Linked DNA regions of Mus musculus: regions 2 and 3 are each linked to region 1. Evidence: chromatin loops called from intact Hi-C (ENCODE). Cell type or tissue: left cerebral cortex. All regions are shown on one strand.

Region 1 (8,000 bases):
TGATCCCTGCTACAACTTTAAGATAAACACTGGGATCCAGTCTGAAAGGACAGGTCAGCCGGTTCAGTGAAAAGGCCTGAGTGTTCGCCCTACCTCGTTCCTCTCTTCTCAGTTGCTTTCCTCTCCCCGTGCCTCAGTTTCTTCTACTTTATCAGTGTCGAAGGTCATGGAGGAAGAGGCGTTCGATGACACAGGAGAAAAGAATTTCACAATCTTCAGATCCGACCCTCTCCTCTTTCTCCTAAAAATCTGACCTAGTCACCACCAAATTAATTTCTCAAGTCAGACGATTTTACAAGCAAGCCACTGGAGGAGAGGAAGGGAAAGAGTAGAGATAAAATTGACAACATTCACAGAACACTGAGGGCTGGGCAAAGGAGAGAATCAAACATGGACTCCTTGGAAAAAAAACTCAATCATCTATTCATATCTCTCCCCCCAAAGTCACTAGGATTTCTGTCACTTTTTTTTTAAGGAGAAAAAAAAAAAAAGCCAGTACCATTTCTCATTTAAAAGCTACGTACACAATTAAATGCATTTTGACTTCAATGAGGTATGTAGAGAGTTATATATAAACATATATTTCATCTTTTTCCTTTTCAATGCCTGAAGGAAAAAAAAAAAAAACCTTCACATCAAACCACTCCCTTCTGAAGTATTCAGAAAAAAAAAAAAAAAGCTTTTCTTTAGAGAAGGGAGGTGGGGGGAGGAAGAAGACTAGTAAAGAAAAGAAAAATTCAATCTAGTTGGACTAGTATCTAACTAGTTAACCTTTAACAATTTATGCTGATGTCAGACTGAGCATGAGTACTGATTAATACCCCCCCAAATATTTTTATAAGGGGGGGAGTTAAGTCACAGCAGCCATTTTTGTTTTATGCAGAAATCCTTCATGCCCCCCAACACACACACACACACACACACACACACACACTCTCTCTCTCTCTCTCTCTCTCTCTCTCTCTCAATACACAAGGAAAATGTATTAATCTGTGCACTAATCAGTTATGAAAAAAGGGAGAAATTTGTGGGTTTCTGAGTAGAAGCTTGGAGATTGGATGTAACAGGGAGAATGGGGGTGTATGAAAAATGAAATATTAAGCCAGCCATTTTGTTTTAAAAGGGGATTTTACCCCCCTCTCTCTTTCTTTATAGAGGGGGGTGGCAGTGCTGGAGGGGGGGTTGTTTTAAAAATAATTTCAAGGCGGCCATCTTAGTGCCTCAGCTCTGAGAAATATTTCTGAGCGCCCCCCTCAGAATTTAAATATATTTAAAGCAACCGAGGGGGGTAGAGAGAAGTCGAAAACTTTTATATACATATATATAATTTTTTTTTTTTAAACGATCTCCCTTTCTTGTTCTCTTGGGAGGAAAGACAGAAGGGGGAAAAAGTCCTTAAATTTTTCCAAGAACATTTTTGGGGGTGGTGCGGCCCCCCTCCTCAGACGCCGGCCCCGGGGGTGGGTGTTCTGGAGGGGGGTGGCCCGGGGGTTTGGGGGGCTGGGGGAGGCGGTGAGGAGGAGGAGGAGGAGGACGCCGCCGCCGAGGAGGAGGAGGAGGAGGAGGAGGAGGAGGAGGAGGTGGTGGTGGTAGCGGTGGGGGAGGCGGGCGGGCGGTGGGTGGGGGGGTGGTGGGGGGGCCAGAGCCACAGGATGGCTTCCCCTCTGAGGGACGAGGAGGAGGAGGAGGAGGAGATGGTGGTGTCGGAGGAGGAAGAAGAGGAGGAAGAAGAGGGCGACGAGGAGGAGGAGGAGGTGGAGGCGGCCGACGAGGACGATGAGGAGGAGGACGAAGAGGGAGTACTCGGGCGCGGGCCGGGCCACGACCGGAGCCGCGACCGCCACAGCCCCCCCAGCTGCCACCTCTTCCCGCCGCCGCCGCCGCCGCTGCCGCCGCCCCCGCCACCAGGTAAGCGTCCGTCCGACTCCCCGGGGCCCGAGCGGAGCCGCGGGGCCCGGCACCTACGGTTCGGCCGAGCCGAGGAGAGTCCCGGGCGCCTGGCGGGTCTAGACGGGCCCGGCAGTCCGGGCGGCGGCGGCCTTGGGGCCAGGCCTCCTCCCCTCCCCCGCCGCACCCCTCCTCCGCCGCTACCGCGGCCGCCGCCACCGCCGCCGCCGCCGCCGCCGCCGCGCCCGGGCTGGAGAGCGCAGGGAGCGAGCTGCGCGCGCGGACCGGGCCACTTGGTCGCGGCTTTCGGGGGAGGAGATTTATTTTTTTCACCCTCGGCGGGGAGGGGGTAGGCAGGAAACGGCCGTAGCGAAGCCAGGGCCCCCCTCCCAGGCCGAGCGAGGGACCGCGGAGACCCCGGCGACCGGACGGCGGCGTGGGGGGAGGGGCGCGTGGGGGAGGGGCGGCCGCGTGAGCGCCCCTTGGGCCGGGCCCCGGTGGGGTCGGACTGAAGCCGAGTGGGTTCGGGGTGTGGAGCTGACTGCCACCCGACGCCCTCCGCTGGGGACTTGGGCAAGCAGAGGTGGGACAGTGGCCCGCGGACCAGCCCCTCCACCTGCAGGGACTTCGGTGCCCGCCAACTTAGGGGTGTGCGGTGGCACGCGTGGGAGGGGGCGTGCGAATGTTTGTAGCGGCTGATGACCAGAGGCAGGTGGTGGCCACACTCCACGCAGACCACTTCCTGGAGTAAGACTTGGACATACCGTCCACTCCCCCCTAGCTGGCCGCCGAGGTCTCGGGTCACCTCAGATTTGAAGAGAGACAGGAGAATGTCTGGGGAGCCAGATGCCCCCGGCCCCACCCTCGTCATCTCTGCCCCGGGCTCTTTTGTGTCAAGTGCAGCCCCCATCCCCCCCTCGTGACCCCGTCAGTCTGGGGTGGCCGAACTGCCCAGCTGTGACTCTCACGTGGCTGCCATTCACTGTCACTCTCTTGATGAAACCACCCACACACCCTGACCACGTTGGGGGGCGTGAACTGCCCACCCAGCTGCTCTGTCCTGACCATCATCACTCAGCACCCTTCTCCGAGATGACAAGTCACCTGCCACTGGCGTAGGACGTCCAGCTGTGCTTGGGACAGACCCTTCTCTGGATCAGTGGCGCAACTCTCAGACCACCCTCCAAGTGGAGAGTGATTTCTAGCTTCTTTAGGATAGGTGTCGCCAACCTCTGATTGGGGACATCCACACCCCCAAGTCTCTGGCGGCAGAGCAGCACACACACACCAAACTTTAAAACGTTATTTGTAAAACTGTCTTACTGACCACTGTGACTTTTTGTCGCACGTGTTGAGACAGCTTTTCCGGGGGTGGGGGGTGTTAAAAATAATGTGTTTAATGCGTATTGGGTAAAGCCTCACCCCTAACCTCGTCAGGTTTACCTGTAAAAGAGGAAAAGTTTAGAAAAAAGTTATTCCAGCGAGCCCTCAGGATTCCCTTGGAGTGGGGGAAGAATTAAAGATCCTGAGGAGAGAGAGGGCTGCCCGCAGGGCTGCCTGCGGCAAGGTGTGAAAAAGAGGGGAGAGGGGCTTGTCAGGTGAGTTAGGGCGTCGGTAACTCTCGCCTAACTGTTCTGAACTCCGGATCTGGTTTTGATCCCCGGCACTGGATGCCTGTAAGAGAGGAGAATGAACGAGCCTAAGGTCGAGATGGGTCTTTGTGTGGCGTCCTCCCTCCCCCCTTGCTTTTGAATCCTTGAGAAGCGTCAAAAGCTTTTGAATTTTTATGTTTGAAATGAAATCTCACCTCCTCTGTCTCCCTGGGCAATTTCATCCCCCTTCCAGCCCTCCAAGTCAAAATGACCCAGATACACCCCCTCAGATGACTTTCTGAGGTAAAACTTTCGGAAAATATTTTTAGCGTACTCATTATCCGTCTACCTCAGTGTGGGGAAAAATAAGTCTCCTCTTAAGGAGCTCTGTTCAGGCTGCCCGCCCTCGTCTCTTTCTGGAATATGAATTTGTACTCGTGAGAGCCTTCCATTGTTTTTCAGTGCGACTGCTTTGATTCTCACCATTTTTGTTTTACATTCTTACCCAAGACCAATTTTTATCCCTTCCCCCATCGCGCCAGTCTCCTTACATTGTTGAACGTTTAAAATAATAGCATTCGTGTTGGTGGGGGAAGGGAGCAGGAAGCTAAAGAAAAAAACCTCATTTCTTCTCCCTCCCCCTTCTGGCAAGTCTAGAGAAATAATATAACATAATATATAGATGTGATTCCTTGGGGGGTGGGGATGGGGGTGGGGAAATGATTGTGGGTGGTGCGGAAAATTCTGGTAGTTTCTTTGCAAAAGGTCTGAAAATACAAACCCACCTCCTGCATTCAGTACGCATGTGCAGTAGACCTATTATGGAGGTTCGTTGTGGGGGAGGGAGGGGAATTTGAGAAAAAAATAAATATAAGTGTGAGAGATTGATGGCGAGATTAGGAGAGAGGGGCGGGAGCAAGGCTCTTGCCCAGGCTCCTCCCACAGCCCTACTGCCAGACTCCGCCCTCGCCCTCCCCACCTTCCCGAGATCTGAGCCGGGAAGTGGGAGAGTCTGGGCTCGCGGCCAGCTTTGAGAGGCTGCTGAGACAGAGGTTGGGGCTTAGATTTGCTTTATTACCCTTCCTTGCCTCTCCTCGCCATTCTTTCCCTCTGCTGGCCACCGACGTCGGCCTAAAACTGAGAACCTCCTGCCGGGCTGGGTGGGAAGTAGAGTTCACGGGCTTCCTCGCCCCACACACCCAGGGTGACCCAGGCGGCCCACTTCCCTGATCCTTAGCCAGTTGGCATAGCCTGGCCTGCCCTTGCCACTTGCCCCGCGGTCGTCGTTTCCATGTTCGTGTTAACCCAAGTCCCTAGAGTTAAGGGGAGCCAGCTGCTGGGCCTGACGTCTGACTTCCTATTACAGCCCTGGATCGGTTTTCACACACTGCCTCTGGGCAGGCAGCCCCCTTTGCATGCCCACACGCCGTCCACCGCCCGCCATCCGAGAGTGTCTTTCCTCACAGGGACCCGGGATTGTGGAGGTAGAAGGAGAGGTAGCATCAGGTCGGAATCCCAGGCCTGGGGTGTTAATTGTGGCTAATTTTCCCTTGGCTGTTGAGGGAAGGAATATTGTGTGTCCTAGGGCAAGAGGCTGGGCCAAGCCCTGGCTTTCCCCTCTGGCTGCAGCTGCCTCTACTTGGACAAGACAGGTCTGGCTGGTTAGTCTAGTGACTGGTGGGGGTGGTAGGTAAGCCACGGCCGTTTCTATGTGGCATTAGGGCTTAATCTTTGAGAAACAACTCTGATCCCCAAACCTTAAGCAGACTGGCAGGGGTCAGGGAGAATGGGGTGGTGGGATATCAGGGAAGAACCTGTCCTGGGCCCGCCCTCTGGGGAGAGAGGCAGGGCCATAGCTGTGCTGAAGCAGGTACAGGTGTGTGTGTGTGTGTGTGTGTGTGAATCTGAGACTGCACATGTTAGGTGTGTCTGTGTTTCTGTCCTTGTTTGTGTCCCTGCAATGTGTGTATATAGATGTGTCAGCATGTCTGGGACAGATTTAGAGGTGAAAGGTAAGGCGTGGGATAGAGGTGCAGCCTCCAGGAGTAGATGTGGAGGCAGGCAGGTAGGCTCCAGTCGTCCGGGAGGAGGACTGTTTAGGGAATTGCGTTGACTGCTTTTGCTGAGTTAGGATGTGTTGGAGGCAGATACTGGTCCTGTGGGGAAGAGAGGATGACAGAATTTCTTCTGCTCCAGTGCTGTGCTGGTGTGATTATCCAAGAAAATGTAAATAGAGGCAGGCCTCCCTCTTGGCAAAAAGGATGTCAGGGCCCCAGGGTGTTAGTGTGAGAGCCCAGGTGTCCACCTCTGGCTCTCACTCCTCAGCATCTGGCTTAGGGAGCTGCCAGCTTGTGTCTCCCTACTCCAAGTGCTGGGGTCAGGCCAGGCCAGCAGCTGGGCATGGCTTCCCCGGTTCCTGGGCAAGCTGCCAGCTGGCAAAGTGAGGGGGAAGGCAGGAGGAGCCCTGGCGAGTACTGAAAGGACCTGCCACAGTCTGCGCCGGTGGCCTACAGTCTGGTCCCTTGTTAGCAGGAGGGGAGAAGAGGGAGTGGCTTGGCTGCTCCTCCTTTCTGACCCTTGACCTCCATTCAGAACCAGAGGATCCCAGAGTACTAGAAACACTGTTTGCATCCGTTGAGGGGCAGCGACATTTAGAGGAGTTATTGCCTTGGTTCCTAGAGAGTGCCACGGTGGCAGTAAGAAGGGGACAACGAAGGACGCTCCAAGTTTAGATTTTTTGGTACTTTTTTTTCTCTAAAGATAAAGATGATATTCGGCTGCTGCCTTCAGCGTTGGGTGTGAAGAAGCGAAAACGAGGCCCTAAGAAGCAGAAGGAAAACAAGCCAGGCAAACCTAGGAAACGGAAGAAGCTCGTGAGTGTCCCCCAGCAAGGCTCAGGGGCCCTTTCCCAGAGATGACATTTTCTCTGTTCCTGGCTACGTGGGCAGAGGGGTTCCTAGGGTCAAGAGACTTTACCCCCTCTCTCATGTGTCTCCTCTGCCTCTCTTGGACTTGGAACCCTAACCCCACTTTCTCTAGCCTGGTACAGAGTCCAGTTGTCAGTGTAACTCCCTCGCCATCTGAGAGAAAGAACTGAGGGCACACTGTCTACTGAGGGAGGAGCTCAGAGCCTTGCGTGTTTGAGCCCTGGATTTAATTCCCAATACAGAGGGAAAAAGAAAACTACAGTCTTAGAGGAAGCGGGTGTGAGTTCAGAGCCTAGAAATCCTCTGCCTTCCTGGACAGTTTATTTGACTCCCTGTGCCTCGGTTTCCTCTGAAAAAAGTGAACAAATAGAGATCAATTGCTGGTCCATGGAGTAGTTGTGAAGATGGAAAGAGATAAAATATGTTTCGCAGTAAGAACAGTTCTTGGCACGTGGTGAGAATGAATAAATGTTATTTTTATTTCTCTTCCTTAGGACAGTGAAGAGGAATTTGGCTCAGAGCGAGATGAGTACCGGGAGAAGTCAGAGAGTGGAGGCAGCGAGTATGGAACTGGACCAGGTCGGAAACGAAGAAGGAAGCACCGAGAAAAAAAAGAGAAAAAAACAAAAAGGAGGAAAAGGGGAGAAGGGGATGGGGGACACAAGGTGAGTAGAGTTAGGGAGTGAGCACAGAGAGTGGCACAGGGATGGAGGGACATTGCCAGAGCTGGGCTTTGTAAGGGATGGAGGGATGCCACCAGAGCTGGACTTTGTAGGGGATGGGGACTGGACTACACAGGGGAGCAGGAGACTGGTGGACACTAACAGAGGTATTAAAGGATGCTGGGAGAGGAGCCAGGGTAACCCCATCTTACCATCCTGTCCCCCACTCAGCAGGTGGAGCAGAAGTCATCCGCAACCTTGCTTCTGACCTGGGGCTTAGAGGATGTGGAACACGTGTTCTCCGAGGAGGACTACCACACACTTACCAATTACAAAGCTTTCAGTCAGTTCATGAGGTATGACAGAACCAGGAGGCCTTTCAGACAAATACTTCGTTATTAGGGGATGGGCCAGGCCTCTCTGGAATCTGTTTAAAATCTAAGAAAATGTGTCCTAGAGAAATTCATGGCATGTGCAGAAATAATTTTAAACATATTTCAGTCTACTCTTGGTCTGGGGTCAACCAATCCTAGCTAAGTGTCTGTCTTTCTCTAAGGTTGTGGGGACAGAGGTCATGAGTCTAGTACTAGATTAGAGAAGGTTCTAGAACTAGAGGGCAGTGAGGACAGGAAGGATTGAATCTTCTCCTCTGCCAGCTCTGTTGTTTTCCCTCTCTGTAACTTTTCTAGACTAGACCCAGGTGCCATTATTGGCCAAGAGTTTTCAAGTCTTCTTTCTAATGATTTATTTATTTGTTTTATGTACATGAGGTGCTCTATCTGCATGTACACCTGCGTGCCAGAAGAGGGCATCAGGTTACATTATAGATGAGCTACCATGTGGGTGCTGGGAATTGAACTCAAGACCTCTGGAAGAGCAGCCAATGCTCTTAACTTCTGAGCCACCTCTCCAGCCCCAGGACCCTTTCTTAA
Region 2 (8,000 bases), 100 kb after region 1:
AAGGAAGAAAGCAAGCTGTCATGTTTTACAAGTGTTAGGGGATGCTCAGAGAACCAAGGTGCAGCACCAGTGAGCTCGGACGGAGCGTCTGCCATTGATATCCCTCTTTCTTTATCCTTTAGGAAAACACCATGATTTTATTGCTAAGTCCCATAAATACCTTTTTAAATGTATGAGTGCTTACCTGCATGCATGTATGTGTACCGTGTGTGTACCTGAGATTCCCTGTAACTGGAGTTAACAGATGGTTGTGAGACACCATGTAGGTGCTGGGAATTAAACACAGGTCCTACACGTGCTCTTAACTACTAAGCCAACTACTCTCCAACTCTTACATTTTTTTTAAAAAAAGATTTCATACAGTGTATTTGATCATTAGGGTCTTACTGTCATATTTGGGGGGGGTAAATGAGAGGGTTGGTGATAGTTTGTGATTCTTGAAGGTCTGTGCGATCCCATTAGCCAACAAGTCAAAAACAAGTAAACACTCCTGGTAATGGAGACTTTCCTTGCTAGCACATAGTGTCTAGCTGGGGTATTGCCCTCCCCTTCCTCTGTTGTTTTCTGGTTGGCATGGAGTTAGCCAGCCCCACTTTCTACTGTTCTTTTATCTCTTTACTTTTTTTTTGTCTCCTCCTCCTCCTCTCCTTCTCCTCCACTTCTTCCTCTGACAGAATCTCTTCAGGAAGTGTGGGCTGCCCTCAAATTTGTGATGCCTGTGTGACCATCTCCAGTATTAGAGCCCCAGGCATGTGCCATCACACTCAGCGTCTTCATTTTCTTTGATGATGCCCTAAACCAGCTAACTAGCTGCCTGGGAGGTATAGGAAGTCATTTTAAATTTAGGGAATGAAACAAATGCCCAGATCCTGGTATATGATATTAAATCAGTTACCATGATTCAGGCATGGGATCCTTAGCTAATCAATCACACCTTCTGGCTTCCAGATTGCTGTAGTTAGACTTTGCTTTATCTTAAACCACATGATATCCTCATTGCTTGTGATTCTGCGGTGAGTGGGTCTCTCTCTCTATGTAAGCGTTTCTTCTCGGGGATTTACAGGCAGTGAATCTGAAGGCTCAGCTATGCTGTATGGTGGGTCAGTCGCCTGCGGGATCTGATGCCATCTGCAGATAAAACTGGACTGAGTCAGAGGACACTGGTCTGCGGAAGGACTGATGTATCAGGTAAAGGAAACCAACGCCTCACATACGCCCCCTGGTGTTCTAGGTGTCTGAAGTGTTTCTCTTTACTCTGTGAGATGGTCACTGTCTTTGGAGAGGATTGCTTTCATTTAATTGTGGAGCTGTTCTGCCGGCATCTATAAGGAGATGCCGAGGGTTTAAGAACACCTTTCTCATCGAGCTACAGCTCCGTGCTCGCCAGTGCTGTAACTCTAGCTCTGTTAGGCCCTCAGTCCTTGGTGTTGCAGCTTTGGATAGCATCTTGATGGCTGTCAGGACCCATGAGTGCTTCCGGGGCAAGGGCTTACCTCTGGTCTTCGGGAGTCTCTTGTTTTTGGAAGTCTCTGCTCACAGCTCTTGCCTGGGCTCTTCTGTACCCCTCTGGGGGCGGGGTGCTAGTGTGCTTGGAACTAGCCGCCCCAGGAATCGCCTGTACTTCATGCAACTAGTTTGACCTGTTCTACCTGTGATAAAGACAAAAGATGACTAGAAAAACCCTTCTGTGATGAAATTAGGTAGTTTATAGAAGGGAGGGCTCCCAGGCTGCTAGAGAAGCATCCTTCATCTGCCAGTGCTTTTACTAGCTGTCATGGGGGCTTCTTCCTCACTGGGTTGTCACCTGTAGGAGGGGCTATCTGAAGATGCAGTGGATCTGGTCCTCTGAGGGTCCTCTGAAGCTGGCACAGCGTAGACAGAGGCTCCCAAAAGTCTCCAGTCTTAGAGTGGTAGGCAAGACAGCCATGTTAGCTCCCCTCAATGGAAAGGAAGTGTCTGTGGGATGTCTGCAACAGGTTTAAAGTCTCCTCCCAGTGTCATTGTCCAGCTTTGAATCTCCCTCAGGTAGCTACAAGGGCTTTTAACACTGTCAGTGATTGCCGTGGCCACAGCAGGATAAATAACTCAGGCGACTTGATTGTCAGCTCCCACTGCCTCTGGAAATGGCCGCAGGTCCTTCAGCAGAAGTGGCGATAGCACTCGCGGTATCAGCGGACTCAAGAACTGAGGAGATGGCTTCTGTGGTTCCTGCTCCAGCCTTCCTCTCTGTGGGTCCTGGGATCGGTGCTTGGCTTTGGCCTTGGCAGCTGCTGCTTCAGCAGGGCATTGGGAAAAGTCTGACAGCGATCAATAAGGTCTCCCATTTACCCCACCAGAGAGATTTCATCTTTTGAAAGGGGGGGGGAATGTGTGCGGGGTGCTTGTGACAAGGATTTGACCCACAGTAAAAGACTTCATCATTTTCTTTCCTGACAATTTTTAACCTTTATCCCAATAACCCAAGGGGTGGGGGAAGGGCTCTTGATCTCGGTTGTTAACCCACGCTTCTTTCTCTAGCTTTTCGGGATATGTAGTTAAAGTCTGTGACCACCCTACCACACATCGGCACCCAGAGCGTCTCTCTGCTGTCTACCTGGAACTTAGTGCCGTGCGATCGACAGCCCAGCAGCCCCCACATTTCCCTCACTTGCCTTTGCGTTACTGAGTCATACCAGGAACACTGAAGGAGAAGAAGAAAAGTTTAAGTCGCCGACTTCCTAGAAGCCAGACGACATTGTACATTGTACTCATCTCTGAACTTGCTTTTGAGCAAGCCAGGACTTCCGCTCTGGTCTGGGGTTGTTTTGTTTCCCTCAGAATTGCACCTGAACAAGAACACAAAGCAAATTTAGAAACAAGCATCTCCTGTCCTCTGATCACTGAGGCCTGCCTCCCTATCCCTGCCTCCCCCCAAAAAGAGCCGCAGGATCCTTTAAAGTAAAAGGTTCCTTACTGAGATGAAGATGGTGAGAGTCTGGGGGCCTCAGCCCAGAGAGCCCCAGGCAGACACGGACAGTATGAATGGCACCCAGAGTCCATCTCTGACTCAATTAGGCGGAATCAATCTTGTCACTGAGTTTCCAAGGAAATTCAATTAGAGGTCAAGTGTAGGAAGCCGGCTAACGGTGGCTTAAGCAGCAGACATGACAGGCGGTCGATAGCTGCCTGGGGATGAGATGGACTTCAGAGTCCCTGAGTCTGAGCGAGAGGCAGGAGCGGTCGAGGAAGAGACTCCTAAAGGACCTGACCACCCAGGGTCCAAGCCAAGTACAGAGACCGCAAAGGAAGGACCCACACGGCTCAGTTACCAGGTATTCACAGGGCATGGGAAGGGTCATCAGGACCCAGGAGGGAGCTGTGGCACCAGTGTGTGCAATCCGTATGGGCAGAAGCCTTTGTGCCCAGTCACACACAGTGAGGCTAGAAGAAAAGTCTTAACACTTGATGAGAAAGGTCGAGGTTGGGAGGTGCTGCCTCTGTTAAACTTGGAGTCGTTTCCCCCTCTAGTGGTCACGCAGATCTTTACAAGGGCACGTTGTTTGTAAATTAAAAACAAAACAAAGCCAAACAACAGAAAACAAAAAACAAAAACACCTCCAAAACCCAAAAACCAACCAACCAACCAAACAAACAAAAAACCCAGAAATTAAATAAAATGACTAAATTTAGTACAATAGACAAAAACCTTAGGCTGGGCATGACAGTGCACACCTTTAATCCAGCATTCAGAGGCAGAAGGAACTCTTGTGAGTTCAAGATTAGCTTAGGCAACATAGAGAGACCCTGTTGTTAATAATAATAGTAATAGTGCTGGAGAGGTGGCTCAGTGGTTAAAAGCACTGATTGCTTCTCCAGAGGTCCTGAGTTCAACTCCCAGCAACTACATGGTGGCTTACCACCATCTGTAATGGGGTCTGATGCCCTCTTCTGGTGTGTCTGAAGACAGCTGCAGTGTACTCATATACATTGAATAAACAGTATCTTTTTAAAAAATAATAATGGCCAGGGGGATAGCTCAGTGGGTAAGAACATGCCCTATGACTTGAATTGGACCTCTAGGACCCACACTGTAGAAGAAGGGATCTAGACACAGACAGACAAACAGACAGACATGCACACACACGGTGAGGGAGGAGATAAATACTAAAGAACTTTTAAACACATGAACAGAAGTGAAATACAAACTCAGAGAGAAATGTAAGATAAAAACCAGTAATGCCATTTTTCCCTACTTAATAGACTGGCAAAGAACCCCAGATCCAAGGTTGGACATCATACTCCGATGGTCATTTGAGAGAACCTGATAACCTTGCACTTCCCCCTTGACAGCACAAGCACACACTGTAAGGTACTCGCTTATCTATGCAGCATGACAGAAAACCTCTGAGACGCTCACAGCCACAGTGAAAACAACCCAAGTGCCGGATCCTGGGAGACTGCCTATGTGTAAGTCACATGGTGGACTAAATATAATACAGAGTGTGGGGGTGGGGGAGGAGGAAGAAGTCTGTGTACTGATTTGAGTTCCTAGGCGGCCATTACTGAGTACTGCAGGTGCGGGAGGAGAGAGGATGCGCTTGCTCGCTGCCTCTTCAACAGAAAGGAGGGGGCGGGGCAGAGCGCACACTTGGGGGAAATGTCTCTTTTACTGGAAGAGGAAAGAGAGAAGACAGGGGAGGAATTGCTGTTCCATGCCGTCCTTTTACAGCAATGTGATTCTTAAAGATATACATCTTTTTTTTTTTTTTTTTTAGTTTTTAAAATTTCCCAAGACAGAGAGATGGTCTGCAGATAGTGGGGTTGAACTTGCCCTCTGGGAATTGGGAAAACACTAGGGAATTACAAGGCAGAGAGCATTTCTGGAAACCCCTCCCCCACAGCTGGAGGCATAGAACTCAACACATTATGGAAGTGGCCTTAGCAAGAGGATTTGTTTTGGGGTCTAGGATGGAACCTGGGGTGATACTAGGCTCTGCCGCAGACACATCGCAGCCCATAGTTCTGTATTTAACATTTTAAAAATTATGTATGTGTTCTTTGCCTATATGTGTATCTGTGCACCACACAAGTGCTTGATGCCCAGGGAGACCAGAAGAAGATGTCAGATTCCCTGGAACTGGAGTTACAGATGGTTGTAAGCCACCACGTGGATATTAGGAATAGAATCCTGGTCCTCTGGAAGAACAGCCAGCGCTCTTAACCACTGAGCCAGCCTAGTTCTGTGGTTATTAAAATTATTTATTTTTCACATAGTTCCCAAGAGTAAGACTCGAGAAAAGAACACACAGACTCACTTACCAGAGGACCCACAGTACACAGGGTGAGGATAACGCCTGGAGCCAGGGTCCGGCTTCATCACGTGACGGGGTCAGGCTTCATCACGTGAGGAAACCGACCTCTTTTCTGGATGGAGTAACAGCCAATCAGAGCTGCAGCGTCTCTAGACTACAGCTACAAGAGGTCTTTTCTGCACTAGATTTGGTCCTGCCATCTTCAGAGAGTGGCCCTTGGTTTGTTTTTGTTTTCTTTTCTTTCTTTCTTTTCTTTTTTTTTTTTTTTTTTTTTTTGGTTCTTTCGAGACAGGGTTTCTCTGTATAGCCCTGGCTGCCCTGGAACTCACTTTGTAGACCAGGCTGGCCTCGAACTCAGAAATCCGCCTGCCTCTGCCTCCTGAGTGCTGGGATTAAAGGCGTGCGCCACCACGCCTGGCTGAGAGTGGCCCTTGTTAAATGACCGTGCACTACAGTGATGGAACACAAGAGCTATTCTCCCACTTCCTAGTCAGACTCAGAAGTTTTGTGGAGCCAAGGGGGTCAGTTCATCCACTCAGGTGTAAGGCAGAAGGCAAGAGGAACAGACTGGCCGCATGATGGAGAATTCTGCATTTTATGTAACTAACCAAGTTTTTGAGGAGTTGCTGGTGTTTGTTTCAAAAGTCCACTCCTGCCAAGCACAGTGGCACAGGACTTTGGGACCTCCAGCACTTGGGAGGCAGAGACAAGTGGATGGATGTCTGTGAGTTCGAGACAAGCCTGGTCTACAGAGTAAGTTCCAAGACAGCCAGGGCTGTGTAGAGATCCTATCTTAATACTCCTTCTCCCCCCAAAACCCACCTTCAGTGACCTACATCTAGGTCCTACCTCCTAAAGTTGGTCTACAGCCTTCAAAAACATTACCACCAACAGGTAAGCAGGGGTCCAAAATGTGAGCTGGAATCAAACTTTCAAATTCAAACCATATAGATTTTTAAAATTAGTTTTATAGTTAGGCAAGCCATACGAACTCAGGAAAACATGGGGTTTGGGAAAGATGAAAGATGAAACAGATGATACACCTCAGCCCAGTCTCCTGGTCTTGCTAATTTTACCTACTTGACACAAGCTAGAGTCATCTGGGGGAGGAGAACCCCAGCTGAGAAAATGCCCCTGTCAGATGGCCTGCAGGCTTGTTCACAGGGCATGAATGATTGATATGGGAGGCCCCAGCTCACTGTGGGCGGGGTCATCCCTGAGCAAGTGGTCCTGTGTGGTATGAGAAAGCAGGCTGAGCAAGCCATGAGAGCAAGCCAGTTTACAGAGTTCCCTCTCGGCAGTGTCTGCTTCAGCTCCTGCCTCCAGGTTTTTGCCTGACTTCCATGCATGATGGACTACAAATGTAAGCTGACATAAACCCTTCCCTCCCCAAGTTGCTCTTGGGTACAGTGTTTATCAAAGTACTATACAAAGCAAACTGAGACATGACCACTGTGATCTGCAACCCAAGGCAAAGGTGACAGATGTGGTTTAGAAATGCTGGCTCAGACTCCCTGGTAGCTAGTTCTTTGGGTGTCTATGGAAATGCAAAGCAAAAGAAACAAACTAAGTATATAATCTCTAGGTGGTGGTTTTCTGTAATTGATAAAGTGACCATCTTTGGGACGAATCTTACTGTTCCGAGGCTGTGTTTGGGCCAGTCTGAGTTACAGCTGCCGATCTGACAGCGCTACAGTATCAGCGAACGCAATATGTCTGAATCCAGATATCAGAGGAACTTAGGCAGACTTGGAAAAGCATGGGAAAGAGAAAGTGTGTGGTGTGTGTATCAAAGATGCGTTACTCAGTCATTGGGAAATAGGCCAGGCATAGACACTTGTCTTGAATCCCAGAACTCCCTAGGCCGGTGCAGGAGGGTCATACATTTGAGACTAGCCTAGGCTACATAGTGAGTTACAGACCAGACTTGTCTAGACCTAAAGACTGTCTCAACAACAACCTCTCCTCAAATGACATGTGTTGGTGAGATCATAAAGTTTTATGATTAAATTTTGGTTATTTGTGTGTGCCATAGTGTGTGTGTGTGTGTGTGTGTGTGTGTGTGTATGTGTGTATGTGTGTGTGAGTGTGTGTATGTGTACCATAGTGTGTGTATGTGTGTGTGTATGTATGTGTGTGTGAGTGTGTGTGTACCATAGTGTGTGTATGTGTGTGTGTATGTATGTGTGTATGTGTGTGTGAGTGTGTGTGTGTACCATAGTGTGTGTATGTGTGTGTGTGTACCATAGTGTGTGTATGTGTGTGAGTGTGTGTGTACCATAGTGTGTGTATGTGTGTGTGTGTATATGTGTGTGTATGTGTGTGTGTGTATGTGTGTGTGTGTGTATGTGTGTGTGTATGTGTGTGTGTGTGTATGTGTGTGTGTATGTGTGTGTGTATGTGTGTGTGTGTGTGTGAGTGTGTGTGTGTGTGTGTGTGGTGTAGGTTAGAGGACAGCTCATGGGAGATGGATCTTTCTGTCCAATCCACCACTTGGGGTCCAAGAACCTACCTCAGTTCCTGAGGCTTGCCGGCAAGTGACAGCAGACACCTTTACACACTGAGCCAGCACTGCAGCCCATACGCTTTAAAGTCAGGAATACCAACGGGAATCCTTGTTGCTCCACCAACTTCAAGGTGCTCTGCATAAAACATGTTCAATAAGTTTGTTTTTGAAGGAATTTCCCTCTCCCTGGTATATTGATTTGA
Region 3 (8,000 bases), 270 kb after region 1:
ACAGTAGAACACTGGGCAGCATTGGGGTGGCAGTGCCAGGAGCCCGGGGGTCAGGAAGACCAAGGAGGCTGGGTGGGAGTAGCACGAGGGACTGGCAATGATGATGCACAATGGAATGGACAACAGGAAAGGCGCCGTGGAAGCCGTTACTCACTGGAGCAGGAGGCCCAGGCCCCTCAGCGTCCCCCCCATTGCTATCACTGGAGGAGCCAGGGCTGTGTAGAGGACCAGGGGACATCAGAGGGCCAACTCCACAGAGCCCCGTGGGGCTGGAGCTGTGCACAGGCTACAGAAAGGAGAAGGATGGATTGGTTAGTTTCTACAGCCTCTTCCTGACTGACCGCTTCACTCCTGAGCCCTCCTCAACTCTTACCTGCAGCAGCAATCGATGGATCTGCTCTGAGAGCTCCTGGATATCAGAGTCCAGGGACGGAGCTGGGCTGGGGGCTGGGGGAGTGAAGACGTCCTCATTCAGGGGTGCCCTGTGGGGTTGTAAAGGAGAACTCAGTCCTTTCCCTACCCATGCCATGTCCATACCACCCACCCCAACACCAGCGTGGAGACACAGTTCCCTTACGTGCGCACTTTATGGCGACCCAACACGAAAGCCACCTTGCGGCTCCAGGGGTGCACAAAACCGGCCCAGCTGGTGTCCATGGTGACATATTCCCCGTTCCGAGCACAGAAGCGAATAGGGGAATGGTCAAAGGGCTGGCCTGCCAGCTGCAGTACTGTGGGCGCAGGAAAGAAAGTGGGTATCAGTGAATGGGAGAGCCGAATAAAGCAGAGAAAGACATACACAGAGATATCCAAGAGACCACGGCATCGAGAGACACCATCACAACAACAGTTAAGGAGTCCTGGGGACGGGCTGGAAGGGCGAGCAGGACCAGGAGAACTCACTCTTCTTATGAATGGCCAGCATGAGGGGTCGGTCCTCAGGATGTAGAAAGAGAAGTACTGGAGCCCCCAGGAGATCCTGGGGAAGGTAACCCAGCAGTGGGGCAGCCCTGAAATTGGAGCAAATGTCAGACCTAGGCCTTGGCCCTGGCTACCCACCCTCATCCAAGTCTTTGCCTTACCTTTCATCTACATCCTGGAAGAGGCAGCTTGGTGTGTGTCGGGTGGTGAAGATCCTCTTGTCAGGAGGGATCCGGGGAGCTGCGGCAGAGAACACATAGGTCGCACCCGTGATGTCCAGCTCCTCCGCCCTCCCTCCTCTCTGCCTCCAGTCTGGTTGCCTGGCACTCTCCCTCCCAGCTCAGACCTGGCTTTATGGCCCACAGAGACTGAGTCATCTGGTGACTCACACCAGAGATGACACTGAGAGTCACTTTCTCACTTGTCACAGCTCAGGGACCTCATCCAACCCTACCTCGGAGCAGGGTCTGAGCCCTCTGCCTTATAATACTTTTCTAACCCTAAGGACTCAGCTAGTGCCTCCCAAACTCTCATCTTGACCTTCACCCCATCCTAGAGGGAACCCTTCCTCCCATCAGCCCCCAGGCCCAGGCCCTAGCCTATCCACCTTCATAACCAGAGTGGATGCGCTCGGCAATGAGTAGGCAGCACGGCTGTGCAGGGGCTCCATCTGAGACCCGAATCTTGGTCACATATGGGGTTAGGCGGAATGGCTGGTACCGAGGCCCTGGATCCCGGTCAGGACCTCCTCTGGCAAGGGAGAGACGAATATTAGAGGTTTCCAGGGGAAAGCTGCCCCACCCCCTTCTCACAGACCACATTACAGATAGCAGGGACGAGTAGGAGAGAGGCCTGCTCCTACACCCCCTCCTTACCTGATTCGGCAGAAGACAGACTTTTCCTGGGTGAAGTCCTTGAGACCTGAACCTAAAGCAGAAGGGAATGGAAGTGACCAGAGCGCCATCTCTGTCCTGAGCCAAGAAGAGCCCACAACATGAGAGCTTCCAGTCCTCTCCACAGGGACGAGGGCACTATACCTGCAGAGGTGCCAGTGCCCCAGGTGGGCAGTCGAGATGGTGTAGTAGAGCCATAGAAGACACCCACATCCTGGGGAGCCAGGAGCTCTGAGAAGCGGGCACCCCGAAACACATCCCGTTTGCAACGCAGCAGGACACCTGCCTGCTCCGAAATATAGACAATCCGGCCTGTCAGGAAGGACACAGCCACAGAGAAGGTGTCCTAGAATGAGACCAAGACCGGGGGAAGACTTAGGAGCTGTAGGAATGGGGGGTGGGGGGGCGGGGAGGGGGGTTAGAACTGAGGACCCAAGCTGTAACTGACCTGGTTTCGAAGTGTGTATTCGGATGTGATATGCTCCAATTCCTCCAGGGTGTAAGTAGACATGTCCATGGCACAAGGCTCACCCTCCTCCAGACTCCACTGCTGGTAATATTCCTGGTTAGCTGTAGGAGAAGGGAATCCAAGCCATATTCAGTTAGGAGAAAGGCCCCTACAGTAGTCCAAGTCCTGGCCAGACCCTGCCAGGAAGCACAACTCACTCACCCTGAACCTGCTTGACACAGGCCAGAGCGTACTGCAGTGTGGCCAAGGTCCCAGAGCGGCCCTTGCCCCGACGCTCTGGTGGCAGTCGAAGTTTGAGCTCCCGAAGTGCAGTCATGAGTTCTTTCTGGGTCCTGGCTCGAGCTGACTGTTCACTGCTGCAGGACCCACAGGAATGAAGGGGTAAAGATATTAGCCCCGAAGTCTGGCCCGGCCCCCAGGCATCTCCCTCAGCCCTCAGCCTACACACCTGCAGCCACTGGTAGATGGGTTGTCCTGCTCTGAGCTCGCACTCAGGAGGCTGTAGGCAATGGAGCTGCTGGGTGGGGATGGGCTCTGTGAGTTTGTACTAGAAAAGAAGGAACAGGCTAAGGTGAGGGAGGGCCACGTGGTCAGCAGCATCATGCCATCATACACACACATACACTCGTACACACCTCTTGCTGCTCTCAGTGGTCTCCAGCAGAGCTGAGTCCTTGCCATTGCCAGAAGAGGAACTATGAGAACTCCGCTGAGATGCGCCCCTGGACTCGGGTCCGTTGGACTCATTGCCACTTGAGCCATTGCTGTTTGCATCAGTGTCATCAGCCAGGCTGGGGCCTGGACAAGGCCGGTGCTGCGGGGCCCCAGGGGATGGGACTCCTCCAGGACAAAAAGGTTCTCCGGGCCTGGGGTCTCCTCCCCCATCGGCCCCTTCTAGGGGACCACTCATGTCTGGGCCATACAGTGGAGGACGAAACAGGGAAGGTGAAGAAGCCACCACGGGTGCACAACGGGGCTTTTGAGGTCTGGATAAAGGAGGTAGGACGCCTGTCTCTGAGGGCTGACTAATTTAATCACGACACCTAGAAAAAGAAACCAAAAAGGAATGTTTAGCAAAAGCTGAGCTATTAACCCCACAGCATCTGCTGGCTACACCCAGTCCTTCCTCTGCCTGCCCCTCACTGTTGTGACTCAGGCCTGGGGCTTGCAATAGAAATATGTTCTATTTCCTTAGGGGGACCTAAGGATACCACAGGTAGAAAGGCAGCTCTCGTAGGCCATCTCTTACACCCCTTGCCAGTGTGGAATGAGTACAGCCTGAACAATCGACTAGAACAGTAGCTGAGGGTCAAAGCTTGCAGGTTTCCTATGCCCAAATTCTCATCAGGTCCCCACCTGGTCTGGGACTCTGAGGCCTCGGAGCAGGGGGTGAGCTGATCGCCTCCTATATTTAGGCTTCCGGGCTAATTTTATCCGGGGGCGGTGCCACCCCCGCTGCACATGCGCGCCGATGTGCCTGGCCCCACCACGCGCTTCCGCCACAGCCGCGGTCGCCAGGGAAACCGACGTCAGCCGCTGAGCTCAGCGGTTGCTGGAGGGACCACAGGAGGGCAGGAACGACTCCTCCCCCAATCCCCATCTTCGTGGAAGTGGGAAACAGACCCAGTCCTATACTGGCCAACACACCCTCATACTGGCTAACAAGGTTCAGGGCAGCGGGGAGGAGAAGAACACCCACCATAACAAATTCCCAGGGCCCAAAGAGCCTAGGAGCCATGTGAAGAGTAACAAACTAGAGGAACTCCAGGAGCAAGTCCTAGCTTCCCCACTCGGCCTCTGCTCTTTGTGGAAACGCCCCCATCCTCGCTCTTGCCTCGAACATTATTCTGATCAAGACACTGCTTTTCTTTCTCAAGCCCCTGCCCACTCCCAAACACCAGGACTGGAGTTACCACTTGCCATAGGCAACGACTCAGGCATCTTCCTTCGTCCCTTACTTTTCTAGTTAACCCTACTACCACATAGATAGGGGACACACAACAACCAGCATATATAGTTTTTCCTCTACTCCCTGTCTAACCACACCCCCATCCCAAGTATTTTCTGAGCGCCAGGAGAAAAGGGAAGGAAGGCTGTGGCCAACAGCAAGAACTAGCGCTGAGAACAGGATGTTCCAGCCTGAAGCGGTTGACATCACGACCGGCACGAGGCCAGGAATTGGAGGGAGGAAGACAGGGAGCGCAGAAGCCTGAAGGGGGTCTTTGGGCTAGGGCAAACCCATGGACTCCCGAGTGTCGAGCAATGTGTAAAGGGGTCGTGTTCGCTAAAGGTCTCTTAGGTTCAGGATGGCTGCTCTGGAGGAGCAGAGGAGGAGATTAGGTGAACGAATAACAAACGCAGACAACCCGTGACGGGTTGAGTTGAACACCTAGGGCCCAGGGGCGGGGAAGGGTGGATAGTGACAGGAAAGGCAGATTATTGTTTTGCTCTCTGAGAGCTGAAAGCGACCCATCACGTTGGAAGTAGTGGCGGCCAAGCTCCGGGACAAAGACTAACCCTAGGATTGCAGCAGGGATCCCTACCTGGCCGTTCGAGCGCCCTCCATCCGCTTGCCGTTTCGGCCCGCAACCCAGAAGCTCCGCGAGGCTGGGAGGCGGGTTGCATAATGCCAGGCCCTGCCCCTCATTGGCCTTCTGCCCGAAGAGCCGCAGGCCCCGCCCCCGGTTGGCTAAGGATCTCTTCCTGGCATCTGATTGGCTACTGGCCCCCACTGAGGTCAGGGCTGTGTCACACACATCCCTGCACGTGGACTTGGGTGCTGGTGCTGGGCTGAAGGGCCTCAGACACCGCTCAGTCAGCCAATGCGATCAGGATGTCTCACACCGTCAATAATGAAAGGGAAGTGAGGGAGGGAAACTACCCCTTTTCAGGGAGGATACCTGGGCCACAGGAAGTGCTCAAGAGAAACCTACTTCCTAAACTGACCAGCTTGGCAGAACAAGACACCTGTCCTGGTGCCGGGTGAATGAAATGTCTGCTACCCAAGGGAAGTGGGAGAGAGAAAAACCTAGACTGACATTCCCTGGCCTCTCCCCAGCCTTGTTATAAAGAATCCAACCCTTTCCTCTGACCCTTCAGATCCTGAGAGAAGGGCAATTGAGGGCCCACGTGTCGTTAAGGGGTGAGTGGGTGATGGAAGGATACGGACAAACGGAAAGGACAGGGAAAGCCAATGGCTACTGTGAAAGGAAACAAAAGCAGGTGCTTCACTAGCCAATCAGAGAAAAGGTCTCCAGGAAGCCTACTTGGTGACTAGTGCTGCCTCTGCAGAGGATGCAGCCACCCACATTTAGGGCTGCCCCAAAAGTGGGGACCAGGAAGCCAGTACTACAAAAGGGGCAGCAGAGAGGGCAGTTGCAGCAGTAGGCAGAAAAAGGATGGGTGGCTGGGTGGCAAGGGCTTTTTATTGGGCTTTTTATTCCTGCTGCTTAGAATACAAAAGCCAAGGTTCATGAACCCAGCAGCAAGCCCATCTGTCTCATTTACTGTATTCTCAGCAGTAAGGTAAGTACGTCTCAGCGTCAGGACTGACAGTAGATGCTCGGTAAACAGGATGGCTCTGTTTCTATTAAGGATAGGTAGGGGAGAGAGAGCCTCAGGAGAGGAGGCAACAAATTATGTTTTCAAAAGAAAAGTAGAGCATTGATTCATAAAAAGAGAATAGAGACTCGATTTTGGGGAGGGGGGGACAACATGCCAGTCTGGGTCCAGGAGAGCTACAGTGACAGAGTCCCCTTCCCTAGGCCTGGGCTGAGTAGTTCTCAGGCTTCCCTGCAAACGTAGGTGGCAAGTGAAGAGGCCAACACGCAGCGGCTGACATAATCAGCTGTTAAGTGCACGCCCCTCACTGTCACGTGGCTAAAGCTTTCCTTAACAATGGTGTTTCCCTTAGAGGAGGCGGGCGAGACAAGGTTCTATAGAAATGCTGGGACACAGACCTGTTATAAAATAACCCAGAAAAACAGAAGCAGGGAAACACAGAAAACAAAAGACACGGGAGGCTGAGTGCTCAGCTTCCTCCTCCTGAAAATGATGCTGCTCTCCTGCCCCCTCGTACTGCGTTGTGACCGTGTGCTGTCCTTTTTTTTTTTTCCAGACCCCTTTCTCTTTCCACAGCTCTCAAGGATTTAGGTGTGATTCCTCTGACCCAAGCAGCCATTGCTCGCCCACTTCCCTATCTGTCATTTACACAGACAAAAGGTTTCAGCACTCCAAACAGCCCCAACCTGATCCCAAGGCCCAGGCTGTCGGGCCTCATCAGTCCCCCACAGTAACCAGGCTCTGCTGCCGTCAATGGAGAAGCGGGGGCAGGAGAGGGAGGTGACGTCAAAGCGGAGGCAGGAGGCGGGGCGAGGCAGCTGGGGAATGTGGGGCAGGGAGGCTGGAGAGGCAGCGGTTTGGGAGGCGGCCAGCCCCAGAGGGCGGCGGCCAGCGCACTAGGGAACATCGTGTTCTCTTGGCTGATGGCCCAGGACATGCACACAGCCTTGGCGCCTCCCCCAACCCAACGACAGCGGTCCTGTACAAAAGCCAAAAATTCCTGGAGAGACAGTTAGGAGGAAGGGGGTCCCCCTCCCCCGCCCCCATGCCTGGTTCTCTTTGCGGGACCTACTTTTACCCTCCCTCAGCTGGGTCTTAAAACTCCTGGCATTGGCTTTTCCCCGTCACCAGACTGTACACGGTTGCTGGCCAGGTACCAAAGAGCTAGGGCGGGTAAATTGGAGGCCTAGGTTCTGAGAGAGAACGCACCTTTGCTCCTTCCCTGGGGCCCCTCTTTAGAGGCAGACTTTCTAGTTACTATTACAGCACAGAATAGGTGGGGGGGGGGGGGGTGGTCAGAGAGAATGGATTTAAGATGAAGTCAAACTGGGACACAGCAAATTGCCTCAGTCTGGGGCCCAGATCTTGGGAGAGGAATACAGGGAGGAATGATGGAATTTGGGCTGGTGCCCGAAGCCCAAAAAAAAAAAAAAAAAAAAAAAAAAAATCAGGGAGAGGGAAAAGAGGAGTCATCAAAACTTGCAGAAAAACAGAAGATGGAGATTGCTCTCTGGCCACAGCATGCACATAAATCCCCAACTCTATCGCTATTCTTTTGTTACCTTATAGTTTGTGTTTGTAAATGATCCAAGCGCTGTGCTAAGAACTTTACACATATTGTTCTCATGTAAGCCCCCAAACAACTGAAGGTAAGTATCACCCTGATGTCATAAGGAAAAACTAAGACTTAGTAGGTAGTTACTAAACTTGCCTTAATTGTCTGCTTCATTCTCAGCTTCCTAATAATGGAGCCCAAGGTTCAAGCCCTAATGATGGCTTGTCCTGCTGGCTTAGGGACCCTGTAAAGTGTTACCAAACCTCTACACTGCATTCCAGCACCGTAGGACTGCGGGGGGAGTATTCCCCTGTTTCTAAGCTTGGTGCCTAGAATACAGGCTATATCCAATTCCGTCTCCTTCTCTCCCCTTAGCCTGATCTCAAGGCATTGTTTGTGCTCCGTGCGCACCATCATGGTTCGTTTCTATGCTCAAAACCCGAGATCACTCGAGAAGCCTGCAGGCACACTGCTTTCCTAAGAATCTCACTTCCTCCCTCTCCTCCCTCACCTCTGCCCGACCGAACGTCTAGACACCAGAGCAGTCCTTTGGTAACTCCACCTCTAGCAGCTTAAGAAGAGTAGACGAAACGGTGTACAG

The links. Peaks named below come from ENCODE experiments on the same cell type or tissue, not always from the same donor. Only the 100,000 strongest peaks of a DNase experiment are listed, where the experiment ranks them.
Region 2: it touches region 1 in a loop (7-fold over the local background); 4 of 42 quality-filtered maps call a loop at or near these places.
Region 3: a loop joins it to region 1, with 2.8 times the contacts of the local background. A loop is called at or near these places in 2 of 42 quality-filtered maps.

The regions. Positions count from the first base shown.
Region 1 is chr11:69,363,044-69,371,043 of GRCm38, reverse strand. Chd3 (chromodomain helicase DNA binding protein 3) reads left to right here and starts at 1,618. Exons shown (of 40, transcript NM_146019.4): 1 at 1,618-1,908; 2 at 6,240-6,352; 3 at 6,901-7,071; 4 at 7,300-7,424. The coding sequence starts at 1,653. Gm32483 (a long non-coding RNA gene) reads right to left here and starts at 2,054. Exons shown (of 2, transcript XR_003949707.1): 1 at 1,966-2,054; 2 at 1-306. In left cerebral cortex, CTCF peaks have their summits at 4,587 (motif pointing left), 5,969 and 7,843 (motif pointing right); DNase peaks (open chromatin) are centred at 3,934, 4,441, 5,942, 6,885 and 8 more places; H3K4me3 peaks cover 4,799 bases; H3K27ac peaks cover 6,780 bases.
Region 2 is chr11:69,262,978-69,270,977 of GRCm38, reverse strand. No RefSeq gene overlaps it. Among named protein-coding and RNA genes, the nearest start is that of Gm40039, 4.9 kb to the right of the region's middle. In left cerebral cortex, CTCF peaks have their summits at 1,226 (motif pointing left), 3,486 (motif pointing left) and 4,538; DNase peaks (open chromatin) are centred at 3,429, 4,516, 4,901, 6,553 and 3 more places; H3K27ac peaks cover 1,612 bases.
Region 3 is chr11:69,095,835-69,103,834 of GRCm38, reverse strand. Per1 (period circadian clock 1) reads right to left here and starts at 4,886. Exons shown (of 23, transcript NM_011065.5): 1 at 4,827-4,886; 2 at 2,919-3,326; 3 at 2,732-2,830; 4 at 2,485-2,639; 5 at 2,263-2,384; 6 at 1,959-2,160; 7 at 1,797-1,848; 8 at 1,529-1,671; 9 at 1,083-1,161; 10 at 904-1,010; 11 at 578-731; 12 at 374-482; 13 at 155-286. The coding sequence starts at 3,193. In left cerebral cortex, a CTCF peak has its summit at 3,844 (motif pointing right); DNase peaks (open chromatin) are centred at 4,961, 5,542, 6,144, 6,665 and 2 more places; H3K4me3 peaks cover 5,812 bases; H3K27ac peaks cover 6,884 bases.